Regions from separate parts of the Homo sapiens genome. Here region 1 is linked to region 2. Evidence: read pairs that join two places in POLR2A ChIA-PET (ENCODE). Cell type or tissue: Panc1. All regions are shown on one strand.

Region 1 (8,000 bases), 88 kb before region 2:
CCTTTGTAGAAATGTTACATTGGGATGGATAGTGGTGCTGTCACAGAAGGACAAAATATTCCTAGACGAGTCTACCCTCAAACCAGTAGTGTCTTTTACATGAAGAGATGATTTACACCTAATAGACATTGAATATGATAGACATACATGTATATATGTATCAGTTCTGAGTTCCACTGGCCTATCCCAAATACACTGGATTACCAGGCTTGTACTGTATTCAAAATGATAGATTTGCTAAATTTCATGCAAAGGACTCTAAACTAGGGGAGAGATTACTGTTTGTGTTGTGTTATAGTTGTGTAATAATTAAGGCTGCCAGATTTAGCAAGTACAAATGTAGGACAAATTTAAATTTTAGATGATGTTTTGCAAATTTATTGCATGATATCCAGCATTTTATCTGGCAACTCTAGCCATAATGTACTTCTAAAAAAGTATCACTTAAGGAGAATTTTAATGACTCAGATAAATTTTCATATAAATTTCTTTCCATATTTTGAAAATAAGGCTATTCTTGCTTTTCCATTTTATTTTTTAATAGACATGGTCTCAATACGTTGCCCAGGCTGGTCTCTAACTCCTAACTTCAATCAATCCTCCTGACTTGTCTTCCCTAAGTGCTGGGATTACAGGTGTGAGCCACTGTGCCTGGTCTCACTTTTCCAATTCTAAAGAATGTGTCTGTGTAAGCCTTCCCCTCAACAACTTAGTGAAAGGTGAAAAAAAGGTTTGGAAATAAAAGCATCTGATGTTTGAAAAAGTACTTTGTGAAGTAAATGCACTAAGAGTTATCTGTGTATTACTGCAAACAGGTGAACATAGTAAAAACAAATGAACTTACTGCAAGTAGCTCAACATAGTAAAAACAATAGAAATGTTTGGCTTTACCCATCAGCCAAATAAAAAAATCTCCTTGTAAGGTTAAAAGGATCAAAATGTAGGAGACCGTGAATATTCACCAAAACCCTTCATCTTTTCAATTTCTTCATCTGTTTCTGGGCTGCTCATTTTGGATGCTTTATCTTGGTTACTACTACCAGTATCTGCTTTAGATCGTTTGTCTTGTGTATCTAACAACCGAGATCTCTTGAATTGCCATCTGTCATCTAAGTCTAAGGCTTTATGCTTAATGATTTGTGGTGTACTAGCTGGACTAGCTTCAGGAATGTCAGTGTGTTCTACCATTAAGGTCAGATTGTCTACTACATCGAGATGGTGGTTGTAGTTACAGCTACTTTTAGAAACATGTCTATTTTTTAAAGACATAACACATGAATGAAGAAATTCAGAATTTGGAAAAAAGGTCCGTAATGCCTGACAAAGAAAAATGTTCTCCTGAGGGTCTTTTTGGATGTTCTTCTCTCCTAAACAAAATAGAATAACAGTTCAACATATAACATTTCTTCTACAAAGCTTTTATAATTAACTATTTGTAAGTAAAATTAAGTCAAAAAGATTTTAACAGTTGTATTATCTAAAGTGAGGATAACATACATAATTCTGAATTCTAATTTATATGCCACAGTATTCTAAGACAAAATTAAAGTTGTGTTCTTTCATGTCAGCAATATAGCTACCATAGTATTATGTTCTTTAAAAGCACAGAAAGGGCCGAGCGCAGTGGCTCACACCTATAATCCCAGCACTTTGGGAGGCTGAGGCGGGTGGATCACTTGAGGTCAGAAGTTCAAGACCAGCCTGGCCAACATGGTGAAACCCTGTCTCTATTAAAAATACAAAAAAAATTAGCCAGGCATGGTGGCAGGCACCTGGAATCCCAGCGTTTCAGGAGGCTGAGGCAGGAGAATCGCTTGACCCCAGGAGGCAGAGGTTGCAGTAAGCTGAGATCACACCTTTGCACTCCAACCTAGGCGACAGAGCGAGACTCCGTCTCAAAAATAAATAAATAAATAAAAATTTTTAGCACAGAAAGTAGAGATGTGTTGTTTACTTACTTGCTGCCTGAATCTGTGCTCCTCTCCTTTTCTCAATTTCTCGTTTTAATCTGTTTACATCCTTTACTAGTTTATCTACTGCTTGTTCACTGTCTTCCACTTTTTTGCATATACTCTGCAAAATAAAGTAATTTAAGGGCATAGGTAATATTTCAAGCTGTGTACTAATACAGTCTAGATTCACAAATAATATAAAATCATTGGTGGTATATAATACCCAAAACTATTTGCCTTTTATATAAATTTTATTTATTTTCTGGAGGATGTCAGTAACAAGCACTTGTAGGTTATAAATAAGCCTTATAGGTTGTAAAATGCTTTTTCACATGTAACTTCTCATTTATACAGCTTTTATCATGCCAGTTAGTTCGCTGAAAATATACAGAAATAAACTGAAATATTAACTCATGGGCCAGCTGCGGTGGCTCACGCCTGTAATCCCAGCACTTTGGGAGGCTGAGGTGGGTAGACTACCTGAGCTCAGGAGTTCGAGACCAGCCTGGGCAACATGGTGAAACCCTGTCTCTACTAAAAATATAAAAAATTATCCAGGTGTGGTGATGCATGCCTGTAGTCCCAGCTACTCAGGAGACTGAGGCAGGTGAATCGCTTGAACCCAGGAAGCAGAGGTTGCAGTGAGCCAAAATTGCACCACTGCACTCCAGCCTGGGCGACAGAGTGAGACCCTGTCTCAAACAAAAACAAACAAAAAAACTTTGAAACAAAAAAAATACAGATGCAGAGTTACTGCATAAATTTAACACTAAGAAACTCACAGTAAGTGAAACAAAGTGACTATCTTACTATTACGAAAGGATACTATTGAAGATTTTTTCCTGTAAGAGAAACTACTTTTGAAAAGCAGATCACTTCTGTGTGTCTTTAGTTTTAAAAGTATGAATACCAGTAACTTTTGATGCCATAATTCCATTTGGGAATATATCTGAATAACAACAAAAATATAAGATGATGTTTCTTAGTATAACATAAAACAACTGGGGGAGGGGAGAACAACTAATTAGTAAAAAAAGCAACTAATTTCCAACTGTAGGGTAATAGTTGTTTTGCCAGTTTTAGTGGACACTTTTTAGGATGTCTGCCAAGCCTACTTTTTACAAACTTTTTTTGCCCTGACATAAGAGTTTGCCAGTTACCCCTGTACCCACCTTTCACCAGAGCTGACCCAAACAGAACCAATGAGATTCTTGCCTGGCAATCTGGAGGTATTACATAGCCAATTGGCAGATCTTATGCTCTAGAAGAGATCTAAATGCAGGAGCTGTGGGTTGGCTGTTTTCTGGCCTGCCAGTGGATGAAGAAACAAAAAGGTCTGGAAGGATAGCAATGTGCAGACACAGAAAGTTCTATGGCATTCTAGCTCCTGGTTCCAATTCCTTCCTAAAGTTCAGCTGCTTTCTGCCTACAGTTCTTATGATATACCTCTACATTCCCTATTTTAGCCCAAGTTGGTATTTTTCCATAACATTCTCTATGAAATATACTGCCATTAAAAATAAAGAGGCCGGGCAAGGTGGCTCACACCTGTGATCCCAGCACTTTGGGAGGCTGAGGCAGGTAGATAACCTGAGGTCTTGGGTTCGAGACCAACCTGGCCAACATGGCGAAACCCTGTCTCTACTTAAAATACAAAAATTAGCCTGGCGTAGTGGTGGGTGCGTGTAATCTCAGCTACTTGGGAGGCTGAGACAAGAGAATCTCTTGAACCAGGGAGGCGGAGGTTACAGTGAGCCAAGATCATGCCATTCATTGCACTCCAGTCCAGGCGACACACTGAGACTCTGTCTCAAAAAAAAAAAAAAAAAAAAGAAGAAACTAAAAACAACTAAAGAATATGTAGCAACAGAAACAATGTTTTATGTACCAAGTTTTTTAAAAATCATGACAAATTTATGTCACCATGACTATTGACTATATCAAAGTATACATATATTAAGGAAAAACTGGAGCAAATGGCAGAGTGAAAATAGTTATGTTAAAATGGTGAGATTCCAGGCTGGATGTGGTGGCTCACACCTGTAATCCCAGTACTTTGGGAGGCCAAGGAAGGTGGATTGCTTGAGCGCAGGGGATGGAGACCAGCCTGGCAACATGGTGAAATCCTGTCTTTACACAAAATACAAAAAATTAGCTGGGTGTAGTGGTGCACACCTGTGGTTTCAGCTACTCTGGAGGCTGAAAGAGGAGGATCACTTGAGCCCAAGAGGTGGTGGTTGTAGTGAGCTGAGATCATGCCATTGCTCTCCAGCCTGGGTAACAGAGCAAGACACTGTCTCTAAAAAATAAGATGGTGAGATTCTGGATGTTTTTACCATCTAAAATTCCCGTTTCATATGAAAAAGTAGTGTAATATGAATCAAAATATTTATTTTAACTGCTTTTCTGTTAGTGTGCTCTACTGATGAGTGTGGTGGCCATGGAAATATACTCCTTAGTAAGATCTCCAACTGGGGGAAGCATAGTTGACTTAACAGCCCCAGCTTTGGACCTACCACTGTGTTAAGCCACACTTCCCCTGGGCTGTTCCTAGCCAATGACTAAGCACACTGCAGGTATTAGTGCAAGTCCATGCCTATAGAACAATTTTCGGGCAACTTTGCTCAAAGACTCCCTATCAGCCTAGTGGAACGTTCTTAAAATGGCGCTGCAGTCTGAGACTCTTCCTAACCACTTGTCTTCTTATCCCCCTCTCCTTTCTCAGGGGTCAGACTTGCAGTGTTGTCTGAAGGCTCTTCCTGCCTGTTCTTTCTTCCTCTTCTTTATCCTTCTCAGGCCCAATAAATCTCCTGCACTTATAATCCCATCTTGACATCTAGTTCTAAAAGGACCTGAACTGACACATGAAGAAGAACTGACACATGAAGTAGAGGGAAGTATACTGTTCCCAAATATACTTCCCTCTATTCTGTAAGAAGGATTATATATCCCTGCCTATTACCATGTGATGTGTTCAGGCCAGTGAAATGTGAGTAGAAGTGACATGGCCGTTTTAAGCAAAGTTTTAAGAGCTGTTGTGAATTTCCACTAGTTTTTTTTTTTTTTGAGACGGAGTCTCGTTCTGTTGCCCAGGCTGGAGTGCAGTGGCACGATCTTGGCTCACTGCAAGCTCCATCTCCTGGGTTCACGCCATTCTCCTGCCTCAGCCACCCGAGTAGCTGGGACTACAGGCGCCCACCACCATGCCCGGCTAATTTTTTTTGTATTTTTAGTAGAGACGGGGTTTCACTGTGTTAGCCAGGATGGTCTCGATCTCCTGATCTCGTGATCCGCCCACCTCGGCCTCCCAAAGTGCTGGGATTACAGGCGTGAGCCACTGCGCCTGGCTCCACTAGCTTTCTTGCTCTTTGCCTTATGCCATGAGGACATGTCCCAAATAAGGGCTGCTCCTTCAGCCTGGATCCTGGATGAAGATGACATTCAGAAAAGGAGTAGAGCTACAGCCAAGATAAAATGTGAGCAAGACTAAACCATAGTTGTTGTAAGCCACTGAGATTGCAATCTTTGTTAACTACAGCTGAAGAAATACAACTCAGTCAATGAAGCTAAAGGAATAATGACATCTCGTTCAACAAGGGACAGCATCTATGATGGGGTCTCACAAGATTATATTGGAGCACATATAGAAAGCTGATATATAGCACTTGATATTGGCATTACAGATCAAATAGGGGAAATGACTGATATTCAATAATAATTTGGGGACATTTGGTTTTCCCTATGAAAACTAAAAAGTAAAAATACATATAGGTTTGTGTAAGTATATGTTTGCACAATGATAAAACTGCCTAATGACACATTTCTCAGAAGGTACATAGCCTTCATTAAGCAACTCATAACTGTATAAATCTAATCAAGATGTCAGGTTATCCTAAAAAATGTCAGTCATTAACTTGATATGAACTCTATCTAGAAGTGGTTGACGTGTTTGATATGTTAACTTACCTTTAATTCCTCTTGTAATGAAGCATACATTTCATTTATCTTATGTACCTCCTTTAAGGATCCATCTTCTTCAAAAAATTTAGAGCTGTAAAAAATTACCATTTCCTCAGGCAAATACACAAAACCATTTTAATGATAAGGTGAAAAACTTATTCATTGTCAAGGACCAATAGAAGAGTCTTTTTACTGGTTTTGTAGGAACCATAATTTTGTCAATCTATGTGTATAGAGAAAAACCAACCACAAAACCTACTTCATTGATCTTCACATTAGCAAACTTTTTAGCCTCCTAAGTACTATTGCCAGGTCTCCCAAAAAGGCGAGGATGGGCGGGGGATGGGGGAAGATTGCATAAAAATAGATAAAAATTGAAGGAAGGAAAAAAAGTCTCTATTGGCAATGGGAACCGGAGTCAATTTTTAAAATATTTTACTGAATTCAAGTTACCTTTACTTGAAAGAGACATCATTATTTTATGATCCATAAAATAATGAAGAAAGTAATTCTAAGAAGGCATGACTTGTAGGACATCCCAATGTCAGAGATAAATATGAAAAATGTGCATCTTGCCGGGCGCGGTGGCTCACGCCTGTAATCCCAACACTTTGGGAGGCTGAGGCAGGCGGATCACCTGAGGTCGGGAGTTTGAGACCAGCCTGACCAACATGGAGAAACCCCGTCTCTACTAAAAAAAATACAAAATTAGCCGGGCATGGTGGTGCATGCCTGTAATCCCAGCTACTCAGGAGGCTGAAGCAGGAGAATCACTTGAACCTGGGAAGGACAGGTTGCAGTGAGCTGAAATCATGCCATTACACCCCGGCCTGGACAACAAGAGTGAAACTCTGTCTTTAAAAGAAAAAAAAAAAAAAAAAGGAAAATGTGCACCTCAGAATCAATGAAATACGGTATTCAGTTTTTAAACTGCTGGCACTGTGGGGACACAAAAGTAAGTAAAATCTAACCCCTTATTCTCAAAGTTTACACTCTAGTAGGTATCCTATAGTACCAGTGTTGCTGTTTTTGACATTACTTCCTTACTTAATGGCCACAAAGAAAGTTATATATAAGCAGCCTATAGTATGAGTGAGTCTTGGCTAAAGTCTGATTTTTACAAATATCTAATTTCACGCCTTTAATCCGAACCATTGCCTTAGAAAATTATAATTTTTAGGCTATATACTTATTCTAACCTAGAATAGATATGCTAAACTTTACAGGATATGCAACAAGATCCTCCCAGTACTATTTTTTTAAATTTTCTTTTGTAGAGATGGGGTTTTGCTGTGTTGCCCAGGCTAGTCTCCAACTCCTCAGCTCAAGTGATCCTCCTGCCTCAGCCTCCCGAAGTGCTGGGATTTGCAGGTGTGAGCCACCATGCCTGGACTAACCACTACCTTTTTTGTATCTTGTAAGTACACAAGCAGTAACAGGAGTATGAGGAAGGTAAAAACAGCCTAGTTTACTTGAGTAATGGATTAATTTTCCCTTGAATTTTTATTCTGCTGTTGTTTGAGAAATAAGAAAATTAATTTCAAAGATGAATAGAAGTTTTGTGAGAAAGCAGTTGAATCTTACCTGTGTGTTTGTACTGCTCGGCTAAAACCAGTGGACATACAGGAACCTGATACAGTTTTATAACCCAGTTGTTCAGACATGCCCAGATTGGCAACCACTAAAGGTACCCTGTGAAAAAGTCTGACAAAATAAAACTTTAGAGTATAAACTTAGAATGAAAAGAAAGATTAGTATCTACCTGCTGGAATAGATTACTTGTCCCCTACAAGATTTAAAAAAATACACCCCCCAAAACCCATTCTTTACTACTTATCCAAAATAGAATTTACTGACTTGAAACAACTGTTTTTTTTTTTTTTTGAGACAGGGTCTCACTCAGTCTCCCAGGCTGCAGTGCAGTGGTGCGATCATGGCTCAATAATGCAGCTTCAACCTCCCGTGCTCAAGCAATCCTCTTGCCTCAGCCTCCCAAGTAGCTGGGACTACAGGCACCCATCACCACACCCGACTAATTTTTAAGTTTTTTGTAGAGATGAGGTCTCCTAATGTTGCTCAGTGATCCTC
Region 2 (8,000 bases):
CAAACCTGGCTAATTTTTGTATTTTTAGTAGAGATGGGGTTTCACCATGTTGGCCAGGCTGGTCTCAAACTCCTGACCTCAAATGATCCACCTGCCTCAGCCTCCCAAAGTGTTGGGATTACAGGTGTGAGCCACCACGCCTAGCCCATTTTTTAATTTTTAAATAGAGATGAGGTCTCACTATGTTGCCCAGGATGGTCTTGAACTCCTCAGGATGGTCTTAAGTGATTCTCCTGCCTCGGCCCCCTAGGTGCTAGGATTGCAGGTGTGAGCCACCATGCCCAGCTGAGTTTTTCTTTTTCTTTTTTTTCAAATATATTTTAAAGAATTGAAAAAATATACAGCTAGGTTTCACCATGTTGCCCAGGCTGGTCTTGAACTCCTGGGCTCAAGCAATCCATCTGCATCCGTCTCCCAAAGTGCTGGGATTACAGCCATGAGCCCCCACACCCAGCTGAGTTTTTCTTTAGCATGGCCAAATGTCCCCCTGATTGCATTAGTCTATCCCTATTTGTGAATATTGTGTCTGATGATGATGATGATGATGATGATGACAATTTTCAGACATACACAAAAGTAGAGAAAATAGTAAATGAGCCCCATATCACGAGATTCAACATTTGTCGAGATTTTGCCATGCTTGATTCATTTATCAACGCTCTCATTTTTTTGGTAAAGTTTTAAAATTTAGATACAAAATCTCATGTCTTTTAATGCATAAAGGACTTTTTCAAATAACCACAATGCTATTATCCCTTTAGCAAACAATAATTTCTTAATATCATCTAATATATTGTCCATATTTAGATTTCCCTAACAGTCTCAAAATGTCTTTATAATTGATTTGTTTGAAATGAATTTCAGTCATGGTTCACAAAAACATTTATTTTTTAATTTTTTGCAGTGCTTTAAGTTGGAAATATGAAAGTTTTTTGTGGGGGCAGGGGTGCAGTTTTATTTCTTGGAACAAAAATTACTTAATAGCAACTGATTCTGATAAAACTCACTAGAGTACTGTGCATTTTAATCTTTACATCTTAACATAGCTCTGTAGAAGGCAAAAGTTTGATTGTTAGGTTAGTCATCTGTATTTCTTTTACGTACAATATTATAAAAATTTAGTTCAATCACTTTGGAGAGCAATTTGGCAATACTTAGGAAAGTTAAAGACCAGAAAATTACACGACAACCCAACAATTCTATATCTCCTAAAATATCAAATGTACCCAGAGCCTCAGCATATATGTATTAGGTGACTTGTTACAAGTGTTTACAACCAGTGAAAATGTGGAGACAATCCATCAGGAGGAAAGTTAATATGTAAGCTGATTTATTTATACTGTACAGCAGTTAAACTGAATTAACTGGACTTACATGGAAAGAAAAAGGAGATGAATTTCAAACCATATTGAGAGAAAAGAAAATATATAGTATAATAACATTTATTTAAAATTTAGAATCACAAATAGATACTATACATTTATGTGAATATATAATATATGCATGGAAATTATATATACTATAGGGCAGTATATTGCGCCTGGCTGGGACAGGTTATCTTCAGGAGGGAGAGCAAGAGGTGGTGAGGAGGGGCTTTAACTGTATTTATAATTTTTTTTCTTTAAAATATACCTGGGCTGGGCGCAGTGGCTCATGCCTGTAATCCCAGCACTTTGGGAGGCTGAGGCGGGCGGATCACGAGGTCAAGAAATCGAGACCATCCTGGCCAACATGGTGAAACCCGGTCTCTACTAAAAATACGAAAATTAACTGGGCGTGGTGGTGCGCCCCTATAGTCTCAGCTACTCAGGAGGCTGAGGCAGGAGAATCGCTTGAACCTGGGAGGCAGAGGTTGTAGTGAGCCGAGATTGCACCACTGCACTCCAGCCTGGGAGACAGAGTGAGACTCCATCTCGGAAAAAAAAAAAAAAAAAAAAATCTATCTATCTATCTATCTATCTATCTATCTATCTGAAGCAAATATGACAATGAGTATTTTTTTTCTTGTTAAACTCATCTTTGGGGGGTTACATTTATATTGTAAACATAAAAAAGAGAAAACCCCAACCAAATAAAACATCAGTAGTCATTCAGCTAATGTTTATTCTGACAGTTAGAACTAGTTATATATGAATGGAAGATAGGTACCTTCTTGGGATGTGATTTGATGGTTATCTGCTCCAAAACACAGCTCCATTCAGCCTGACCAGTGCCTGGAATTTAAACTGAAACCTATGGAACAAAGGAGTTTTTAATAAAAATACATTACCTCTTAGAGCTGGCTTTCTCAACCTCAGCACTACTGATACTTTGGATTGGGTAATTCTTTGTCGTGGGCAACAGTCCTGTACAATGTGAGATGTTCAGCAGCATCTCTGGCCTCTACCCAGTAGATGACAGACAGTAGCACACTCCCATTCGTGACAACCAACAATGTGTGCAGACATTGCCAGTTGTCCCCTGGGGGCACTTCTCTCTCCTTCCCTCACCCCACCCCTGCTCATTTGTGAATCACTGCTCCTAGAGAAGAATGCATTAGTGTATTGGTCCCCACTATCGTTAGCATGATTTTAGTTTTCTAACAAATAGGCCCTTGAAGGAGCAGAATTTGATGCTACAGTTTTTGGTGGTTGATTTGGGAAGAATGGAATGACAAAGTAAGGCATAGGTGGGGGTGCTTAGATGAGCAGCAGGATTAGCAGATGGTGGAAGAGGAGGCAGGTTCCTTAAGGAAAGGTAGAAAGCAGACAAAGAAATCTTCCTTCAAACTTTGCCTCATAATCTAACGAGAATATACTGGTCTATTTTGGAGGGAGCTTTACTTAAAGTGGATTAGAGACTGGCATATAACTGTGCTTTATGGACTGAATGTCTATGTCCCCCCCTTCCCAAATTGATATGTTGATATGTTGATCCTAACACCCAAAGTGATGGTATTAGGAGGTGGGGCCTTTGGGAGGTAATTAAGTCATGAAGGTAGAGCCATAATGAGTGGGATTAGTGCCCTTATAAATACGGGCCCCAGGGAGTTGTCTAGCCCCTTCCATCATGTGAGGACACAGTGAGAAGATAGCCATCTGGAAATCGGAAAGAGAGCCCTCACCAGAACCTGACCCCACTGGCCCCCTGATCTTGGACTTCTAGCCTCCAGACCTGTGGGAAAATAAATTTCTGTTTTTTGTAAGCTACCCAGGCTATGGCACTCTGTTATAGCAGCCTGAAGTGACTAAGGCAGTGCTCTAAACCTCTGAAAGTAAATGACTTAGCATTTAACTTTGACCACTGATGAATGAGCAGGATGAAGTGGTTCTGGCAGGAAATGAGAAGGTAAAAGGTCAGATCAGAGTTATGGTCTTGTAACTGCATTGCGAAGTGATGGGTGTGAAGAGAGGGAATTAAGCCTTGAATCACAGAAAGGAAGGCTCCCATCTAAGGAAACTAGCTAGGACATTCATAAAATGTCTTGAATTATTTTTTAGATTGTTTTTCTTTTCGAATAGTAGTAACAACGTGGATAGTATTCCTATGCCTTACCTCTATTTTCAGTGAAACTAGTTAAAAAAAATGTAACTAAGCAGTTTTAAAATTTTCTGTCTCTAGCACTGACTGCTGAAGGTCTGGTTGGTGATTTAGCTGCATTAGTCCAAAACCCCTCAGCAGCTTGGAAGAGGGTACCTGCATCTCAGAGTTGTGGAGGTTTGAAAAAGTTGAGTGAGAACTGAGATTCAAAGATTATTTGAGGCCGGGCACGGTGGCTCATGCCTGTAATCCCAGCACTTTGGGAGGCTGAGGCAGGTGGACTGCTTGAGCCCAGGGGTTCAAGACCAGCCTGGGCAACATGGTGAAACCCTGTCTCTACAAAAACTACAAAAAATAGTCAGACATGGCGACTCAGGAGTCTGAGGTGGGAAGATCTCTTGAGCCCGGGAGGTCAAGGGTGCAGAGAGCTGAGATCGCACCACTGCACTCCAGCCTGGACGACAGAGTGAGACCCTGTCTCAAAAAATAAATAAATAAATAAAATAAAAAAATAAATAAAATAAATTATTTGAGAGGGAGAAGATAATAGGATCAGACAATAGTCCCTTATAGTCAACTCAATAATACATAGCCTTTTATTTATTTATTTAGGGAGACAGGGTCTCCCTCTGTTGCCTAGGCTAGAGTGCAGTGGTAAGGATCACTGCTCACTGTAGCCTTGACCTCCCAGGCTCAAGCTGTCCTCACACCTCATCCTCCTAAATAGCTGGGAGACTACAGGTATGCACTACCAAGCCTGGCTAATTTTTTCCTTTTTGTAGAGGCGGGGTCTCATTATGTTGTCCAGCCATGTCTCGAACTCTTGGGCTCAAGTGATGCTCTTGCCTTGGCCTCCCAGAGTGCTCAGATTAAAGGCTGGCTGCCTTATTTATTTAGGGAAGTTCTCTTCACAGTTGATAGGAGCAGACCTCTTAGCCAGTATCTACCACATTGAAAATACAGCTTGTCATTTTAGAAGTATTCCCCAAACCAGGCTCCCCACCCTCTGCATATCTCCTGGTCTCTTTATCCCCCAGAGAAAAATCCCAATCAAAACTCCAAAGCTTCTTTATTTTGTTTCTATCTTTTAGGCAAGAACCTGTCAATAATAATAATCATAATCACCACCATTTTTTAAACATTGGCCCCACTGTTCCATATTATTTATTATATATGAGGGGGTCTTGTTAATCATGATTTTACTTGCTCTACATTGCATGGCTGGTCAAAGGCAGCTTGAAAAGAATCCCAGTTTGTCTGTTCTACTCAAAAGCCCCTGTTACCACTTTCTACTACTGTCTTACTATGCCTTCCTTACTAGCTCCTCTGGTCCATACTTTCTGATTCTCCTCTTGATGTTTAAGGTGACTCCTCTTCTACACATGGAATGGAATGGAAGCTCCCTCTTTTTTTTTTTTTTTTTTTTGAGATGGAGTCTTGCTGTGTCACCTAGGCTGGAGTTCAGTGGCGTGATCTCGGATCACTGCAACCTTTGCCTCCCGGGTTCAAGTGATTCTCCAGCCTCAGCCTCCTGAGTAGCCAGGACTATAGGTGTACGCCACCATGCCCGGCTAATTTTTATATTTTTAGTAGAGACTGGGTTTTGCCATGTTGGCCAGGTTGTTCTCAAACTCCTGACCTCAGGTGATCCACCTGCCTTGGCCTCCCAAAGTGCTGGGATTACAGGTGTGAGCCACTGCGCCTGGCCTCCTCTTCTGAGAGTTGGCTTTGTCACTGTGACATAATAAGAAATATGTATTAGACTTCTGCTCCCTCTCCCTTTCCTGTCACATAGGTCCTAAAACCTTTGGCATCTCTGCAGTGATAAGTGATAGTGTCTTTGTGTATGCTGATGAGATGACTGGTGGCTGGGAGCTCCTGGATAGATAGCCTCAGGATGGTGGCTGATTGCCAGGGGAGCCAAACATGTGATTACAGGGTTGGAACTTTCAGCTCCCCTCCATATTGCTCCCCAAAGGGCAATGATTAAATCGATCATTTAATCATTTTATGGAAGCTGATGTCATGAAGCTTCCATAAAAACTAAAAAATACAGGGTTTAGAGAACTTTCAGATTGTTGAACACATCCAGGTGCCTGGTGGGAGGTGCACCCCAGCTTCATGGGAACAGAGGCTTCTGTGCTAGGGACCCTTCTGAACCTTGTCGTCAGTGCAGTATTCATCTGGCTGTTCATTTGTGTGCTTTAAAATATCCTTTGTAATACATCAGCACTAGTAAGTAAAGTGTTTCCCTGAGTTCTGTGAGCCATTCTAGCAAATGACTGAACCTGAGGAAGGGACTATGGGAACGCTCAATTTATAGCTGGTAGATCAGAAGTACCAAAGGCTTGGACTTGCAATTGGCACCTGAAGTGGAGGCGGTCTTGTAGAACTGAGCCCTTCATTTGTGGAATTTGACTCTAACTCCAGGTAGATAGTGTCAAAATTTAATTGAATTATGGGACATCTAGCTGGTGTCGAAGAATTGTTTGGTGTGGGAGAAAAACCCACACATCTGGGGTCACAGGAGTGTTCTGTGTTTTGGTGAGAGTATAGTAGAAGAAAAGTCAGTTTGTTTTTTTCTTATTATATAGTCACTTACCAGGAAGCTCCTAACAGTTTGTCCTTATCAATGAAATTTTTGAAGAAACAAATCTATTAAGAATATTTAGCATTACAATCAAAGATACCATACATAAATGCCAAACCACAAGGCTGACATTTTAAGTGAATTAATGGTTCATTTGACAGTGGAGTTTTATGAATGCTTCTGTGCTGTGGGATTTCTTGTTTAATCAAGTTAGCTGTATCCAAATCAACAGAGTTAATGTGGGCTGCCAGCCAAGATGTAGGTCAAGAGTGGGTTGTTAAAATGTTAGTCGTTAAAATGAAACTCTGTTAAGACCATTCTGGCCAACATGGTGGAACCCTGTCTTGACTAAAATACAAAAAAATAGCCGGATATGGTGGTGCACAGCTGTAATCCCAGCTACTTGGGAGGCTTAGGTATGAGAATCACTTCAATCCAGGAGGTGGAGGTTGCAGTGAGTTGAGATTGCACCACTGCACTCCAGCCTGGGTGACACAGTGAGACTCAGTCTCAAGAAAAAAAAAAAAGAAAAAGAAACAAACAAAAAAGGGAACTCTGCCTGTTATTCTCAACGCTATTTTTTTTTCAGTGCTAACTGACAATTGATTAGTGTCCTCAGCTCCACCCCATCCCCATTTATGCATCAAAACTCACAGTTAATTATGTGGCTAATATTTATATTTGGGGTTAAAATTTTCCTATTTTATAATCAGCATTGATTATTTTGTAAGTTTTTGGAGAACTACTGGAATATGCAATGATGAAAAAAGAACTAGATTTTCTCATCTACGGTTCTCAAAAAAAAAAAAAAGTAAATCTATTGCTTCTAGCCTAGTATTTGTCTTAGTCCACTCAGGCTGCTATAACAAAATACCATAGAGTGGGTGGCTTATAAACAACAAACACTGATTTTTCACAGTTCCGGAGGCTGGAAAGCCCAAGATCAAGGCCCAGCTTCCTGGTTTGTACAGGGCTGTCCTTTTGCTGTAACCTCACATGATGACAGGAGTGAGGGATCTTTTTAGGACCTTTCTTATAAGGGCAATAGTCCCATTCATGAGGGCTCCACCCTCATGATCTAATTACCTCCCAGAGGTCCCACCTCCAAATACTCTGACATTGGGGATTAGGTTTCAACACACTAGTCTTGGCAGATGCAAAGATTTAGTCTATGGCAGTACATTTAACTTGGTTTTGGTAACTGAGAGATGCTAGCAGAAAATTACTCAGTTATAAAAAAGGGGAGGGGTACAAATTATTCTATTACAAATGTGCAAACCATGTAGCAATCGGAGTATTGAAGTTACCTTTATTTTAGTAAAGCTTTTGATTCTATTCTAATCCCAAATAACAGGGTCAGCAAATCCATTCTGTCTGTTCCCTTGCCATCATCCTGGCAGACATCACTAGTTGATGAAGTTTGACTCTAACTTAGGGGTATCCAGTCTTTTGGCTTCCCTAGGCCACATTGGAAGAAGCATTGTCTTGGGCCACACATAAAATACACTAACACTAACAATAGCTGATGAGCTTAAAAAAAAATTGCAAAAAAATTTCATAATGTTTTAATGTTGAATGTGGCCCAACACACATTTATATGCAGCCCACAGGCCATGGGTTGGACAAGATGCCCTAAACCATGATATGTCCTCAGAACTCTTTCATGCAATCCAGCAGACAGCTACTCATGTCTCATTGTTTTGGAGTTGGCCTTTGCACTACCTCTGATCTGGAGGATAGATAGGGGTTCTCACGCTGTGTACCAGAGAGGGTCACTAACTGAGAGTTGGGGAACATGTTGAGTAGCTGGGTTTTGGCATGCATTTGATTTTATTGTTTGAGGTAGTATTGATGAATTTGACATAATGTAAAGGGCAATGAAGTTGATTGG

The links. ChIA-PET counts read pairs that join two places held together with the same protein. Peaks named below come from ENCODE experiments on the same cell type or tissue, not always from the same donor. Only the 100,000 strongest peaks of a DNase experiment are listed, where the experiment ranks them.
Region 1: POLR2A ChIA-PET joins it to region 2 with 8 read pairs; 2 of 35 experiments call an interaction of 5 or more read pairs at or near these places.

The regions. Positions count from the first base shown.
Region 1 is chr4:83,461,536-83,469,535 of GRCh38, forward strand. MRPS18C (mitochondrial ribosomal protein S18C) reads left to right here. Exons shown (of 6, transcript NM_016067.4): 6 at 1-763. It overlaps ABRAXAS1 (abraxas 1, BRCA1 A complex subunit), which reads right to left. Exons shown (of 9, transcript NM_139076.3): 6 at 7,497-7,616; 7 at 5,919-6,003; 8 at 1,959-2,073; 9 at 1-1,367. The coding sequence ends at 934. Among named protein-coding and RNA genes, the nearest start is that of MRPS18C, 9.5 kb to the left of the region's middle. In Panc1, no CTCF peak of the experiment used is centred here; no DNase peak of the experiment used is centred here.
Region 2 is chr4:83,549,877-83,557,876 of GRCh38, forward strand. All of the region lies in intron 2 of GPAT3 (glycerol-3-phosphate acyltransferase 3), which reads left to right. Among named protein-coding and RNA genes, the nearest start is that of GPAT3, 18 kb to the left of the region's middle. RefSeq lists a silencer at 3,188-3,317. In Panc1, no CTCF peak of the experiment used is centred here; a DNase peak (open chromatin) is centred at 3,303; H3K27ac peaks cover 1,183 bases.